Linked DNA regions of Homo sapiens: region 2 is linked to region 1. A link is an interaction called in ENCODE POLR2A ChIA-PET data of the cell type or tissue named here. Cell type or tissue: OCI-LY7. All regions are shown on one strand. Region 1 has its middle 5.8 kb from the start of TCTN2. Region 2 overlaps KMT5A (lysine methyltransferase 5A).

The links. ChIA-PET counts read pairs that join two places held together with the same protein. Peaks named below come from ENCODE experiments on the same cell type or tissue, not always from the same donor. Only the 100,000 strongest peaks of a DNase experiment are listed, where the experiment ranks them.
Region 2: POLR2A ChIA-PET joins it to region 1 with 7 read pairs; 2 of 35 experiments call an interaction of 5 or more read pairs at or near these places.

Annotation. Positions count from the first base shown.
Region 1 is chr12:123,664,036-123,666,535 of GRCh38, reverse strand. No RefSeq gene overlaps it. Among named protein-coding and RNA genes, the nearest start is that of TCTN2, 5.8 kb to the left of the region's middle. In OCI-LY7, no CTCF peak of the experiment used is centred here; no DNase peak of the experiment used is centred here.
Region 2 is chr12:123,407,658-123,410,157 of GRCh38, reverse strand. It overlaps KMT5A (lysine methyltransferase 5A), which reads right to left. Exons shown (of 8, transcript NM_020382.7): 8 at 805-2,500. The coding sequence ends at 2,455. It also overlaps a transcript of RILPL2 not described here. Among named protein-coding and RNA genes, the nearest start is that of KMT5A, 25 kb to the right of the region's middle. In OCI-LY7, no CTCF peak of the experiment used is centred here; no DNase peak of the experiment used is centred here; H3K27ac peaks cover 250 bases.

The DNA.
Region 1 (2,500 bases):
AAAAAAAAAAAAAAGTGGTAAAGAAGGTCATTATATAATAAGAGGCTCAGCAAGAGAATATAACTATTGTAAACATATATGCAGCCAATACTGAAGCATTCAGATATATAAAGCAAATATTATTAGGGCTAAAGAAAGAGATAGACCCCAGTACAATAACAGTTGGAGACTTCAACCTCCCACTTTCAGCATTGGACAGATTATCCAGACAGAAAATCAACAAGGAAACATCAGACCTAATTTGCACTATAGACCAAATGGACCTAATAGATATTTATGGAACATTTCATCTAATGGCTATAGAATACATTCTTCTAAGCACATGAATCATCGTCAAGAATAGATCATATGTTAGGTCACAAGTCTTTACAAAAAAAAAATAATAATAAGAACAAGCATCTCTCTCTTTTTTTTTTTTCTTGAGATGGAGTCTCACTCTTGTCCCCCAGGCTGGAGTCCAATGGCACGGTCTTGGCTCACTGCAACCTCCGCCTCCCAGGTTCAAGCGACTCTCCTGCCTCAGCCTCCTGAGTAGCTAGGATTACAGGTGTGCACCACCACGCCCAGCTAATCTTTATATTTTTAGTAGAGACAGGGTTTCACCATGTTGGGCAGGCTGGTCTTGAACTCCTGACCTCAGGTGATCCACCCACCCGGTTTCCCAAAGTGCAGGGATTACAGGCATGAGCCACCATGCCCAGCCCCAGATCAAGCATCTTCTCTGATCACAATGGAATAAAATCAGAAATCAATAACAAGAGGAACTTTGGAAAGTATACAAACACAAGGAAATTAAACAGCATGCTGCTGAATGATCAGTAGGTCAATGAAGAAATTAAGAGTTGGATTTTTTTTTTTTTTTTTTTTGAGACAGAGTCTTGCTCTGTCACCAGGCTGGAGTGCAGTGACACGATCTCAGCTCACTGCAACCTCCGCCTCCCGGGTTCAAGCAATTCTCCTGCCTCAGCCTCCTGAGTAGCTGGGACTACAGGTACCCGCTACCACGCCCAGCTAATTTTTTGTATTTTTACTAGAGATGGGGTTTCACCATGTTGGCCAGGATGGTCTCATTTTCTTGACCTTGTGATCCGCCCACCTCGACCTCCCGAAGTGCTGGGATTATAGGCACGAGCCACTGCGCCCGGCCATTAAGAGGGAAAATTTAAAAACTCCTTGAAACACACGAAAATGGAAAAACATACCAAAACCTATGGAATACAGCAAAAGCAGTACTAAGAGGAGACCTTATAGCAGTAAGTACCTTTATCAAAAAAGTAGAAAAACTTCAAATAAACAACCTAATGATGCTTCTTAAAGAACTAGAAAAGAGTAAACCAAATCCAAAGTTAATATTAGAAAAGAAATAATATGGTGGCTCACGTCTATAATCCCAGCACTTTGGGAGACCAAGGCAGGTGGATCACCTGAGGTCAGGAGTTCATAACCAGCCTGGCCAACATGGTGAAACCCCATCTCTACTAAAAATACAAAAATTAGCCAGACATGGTGGCACATGCCTGTAGTTCCAGCTACTTGGGAGGCTGAGGCAGGAGAATCGCTTGAACCCAGGAGGCAGAGGTTGCAGTGAGCCGAGATTGTGCCACTCCACTCCAGCCTGGGGGACAGCGCCAAGACTCCGTCACAAAAAAGAAAAGAAAAGAAATAATAAAGAGCAAGAGCAGAAATAAATGAAACTACAAGTTAAAAAATTCAGAAGATCAACAAAATGAAAAGCTGGTTTTTTGAAAAGAAGAAAATTGACAAACCTTTAGCCAGACTAAGAAAAAAAAGACCCAAATAAGTAAAATCAGAGATGAAGAAGACATTACAACTGATATCACAGAAATTCAAAGGATCATTAGAGACTACTATGAGCAACTATATGCCAATAAATTGGAAAACCAGCAGGGCGCAGTGGCTCACGCCTGTAATCCTGACACTTTGGGAGGCTGAGGTAGTGGACACTTGAGGTCAGGAGTTCGGGACCAGCCTGGCCAACATGGCAAAACCCCGTCTCTACTAAAAATACAAAAATTAGCCGAGTGTGGTGGCGCATGCTTGTACTCCCAGCTACTTGGGAGGCTGAGGCGGGAGGATCACTTAAATCTGGGAGGCAGAGGTTACAGTGAGTGGAGATCGTGCCACTGTACTCCAGCCTGGGTAACAGAGTAAGACTCTGTCTCAAAAAAAAAACAACAACAACAACAAAAGAACTACAGACCAATATCTCCGATGAACATTGATGCAAAATCCTCAACAAAACACCAGCAAACCAACTTCAACAACACATTAAAAAGATCATTCAGGCCGGGCATGGTGGCTCACACCTGTAATCCCAGCACTTTGGGAGGCCAAGGTGGGTGGATCACTTGAGGTCAGGAGTTCGAGACCAGCATGGCCAACATGGTGAAACCCCGTCTCTACTAATAATACAAAAAAATTAGCCGGGCATGGTGGCGCATACCTATAATCTCAGATACGCAGGAGGCTGAGGCAGGAG
Region 2 (2,500 bases), 260 kb after region 1:
ATTAACTTTTAAGCTGGGCGTGGTGGCTCATGCCTATAATCCCAGCATTTTGGGAGGCCGAGGCGGGTGGATCATTAAGGTCAGGAGTTTGAGACCAGCCTGGCCAACACGGTGAAACCCTGTCTCTACTGTGGCCGGGTGCAGTGGCTCACGCCTGTAATCCTAGCAGTTTGGGAGGCCAAGGCGGGCAGATCACTTGAGGTCAGGAGTTCGAAACCAGCCTGGTCAACATGGTGAAAGACCGTCTCTACTAAAAATACAAAAAAATTAGCTGGGTGTGGTGGCTGGCGCCTGTAATCCCAGCTACTTGGGAGGCTGAGGCAGAATTGCTTGAACCTGGGAGGTAGAGGTTGCAGTGAGCCCAGATCATGCCACTGCACTCCCACCTGGGCAACAGAGTGAAATTCCATCTCAAAAAAAAAAAAAAAAAAAAAAAAAAAAAAGGCCAGGTGTGGTGGTGCATGCCTGTAATCCCAGCTATTCAGGTAGCCAAGGTACGAGAATTGCTTGAACCAAGGAGGTGGAGGTTGGAGGTTGCAGTGAGCTGAGACTGCCCCACTGAACTCCAGCCTAGGTAACAGAGACTGTCTCAAAAAAAAAAAAAAAAGCATTAACTTTTAATCTTCACATACCCTATGGTCCCCAGTATACAGATGAGGAAACGAAAGAGCTCAGAGTTCTGGGAAACACGCTCAAAATCACGTCAGTAAGCTTTTCTGGTTCCCCAGGAGGATGCTTACCAAAGCTTAGACATGCTGGTGTGACACAGTCAAATTGTAAAAACAGAAAGACACACACGTGGCCTTGCCTGGCAATAAATATTTTAATTTGTTTCATTTTTATGATGACAAATAATTTTCAAGTTTATTTCCTTGTTTAAATACAAAGCTAAACCACAAACAGGTATAATCAAGACATTGTGTCTCACATTTACACTCCCATCGGATCCTCTTCCAATTTGCTGACCACTGACCAGGCTAGCGGGGGGTGGGAGGGAAGACTTTCTTAGGTAGCACCGTCGTGAGGCCCGAGGTGGGGTTGGGGGGGAATCAAAGACGAGGACAGCCTCTCATACCTGTCTCCATTCACATTTACCTGGGACCAGGGTGGGCAGGAGACACCAGGTCATGGCTCCTGAGCCCCGGCCCCCTGGACTGAAGGGACAGTGTGTGAGAATCAGTTCTGTGAAGGGCGGGAGGAAGCAGTCACCTATTCCTCCTGCCTTCACAGTTAAGGTGAAAACCTTAGCCCTATCCTTGATTCCTGGGGGCTGCCGGGCCCTGTGTGCTCCCCTGCACACCTGGGTGCCTTTCTGAGGCTGGCAGCAGCGGCCGGGGTCAGGGGTCCTGGGCTCCTAGGCTCACACCTCAGCTCACAGTTGCGTCCTTGCAGGAGGACACTGGGTGTCTGACAAACACAAGGCCTCGACAGCAGGTCTGGAACTTTCAACCCCAGCAGGATGAGGGGGAATGGGGGTGGATGTCAGGTAAGTAATTTCTGGTCCCACTACAAAACTTTATTTTTGATTAGAGTACCATTCTCAATCTCTTCTACAAAAAGCAAAAAAAAGCAAAAAAAAAAAAAAAAAAAAGCAGCCACTTCACTCACTTCAAGACCTATATACATGTAAAGTTGTTTTCTGTGGTTTTTTTTATTTTTAATTTTTTTAAATTTTTATTATTATTTTTTAAAATAAATTCAGTGTTCACATTTCTATAAAGAATTAACCCAGTTTCAGGAAACCCTGCCCCAGCAGGGCAGGTAAGCAACCCTCTCCCTGCCCACATCTAGTTTGATTTCACGCCCTGATGCTTCAAGGTGCCCAGAAAAGCGGCAGCTTGTGGAAGAGGAAATCTATGCCCGGCCCGTGCTTGGGGCCCGGGGCTCAGTAAGCTTTCGAGAAAGCAGAGGGGAAGACTAGCTTACTGCAAAAACCTTTTTAAAAAATATTCATACACTTCAGTGAGCGCCTGTTGAGACGTTAGGGGAACAAGAGCTTGGAAACATCCCGTCCAGGCCATTGGGAGGCAGCGTCTTCCTCACACCCCGTCCCTGGATGTCGGGGGTGCAGGGGGAAGGTCCCGGCTCTTCCACTGGAGAAAGGAGACTCACCTGGCTTCCTAGTTCATGTTTGACTATTTCCTCTAAAACCTGTGCTGAGTCTTTGACTGCATGCACGGGAAGCACAAACGTTCGGCTTGTATGCAAAAAAAGTACAAAAACAACTAGAATATAAAAGTTTTGGTAATATAAGGCCATCTGTTCAAGTCCACCTTGGAAACCTGTAACAGATATTTAAATACTACAGTGAAAAGGCATCTTAATATACTTTTTAAAAACATCTGAAGTAATCCGCTAAGATTAAGTGTGTAAAAAAAAAATTCAATTCCCTTTGAGGGCACTTTGTCCTTTGAAGAAGGGAAAGTGGGGCGGGGAGGGCACGGGGCCCACCGGTTAATGCTTCAGCCACGGGTGGGCTTCAATGGAAGCCTTGCTGCGG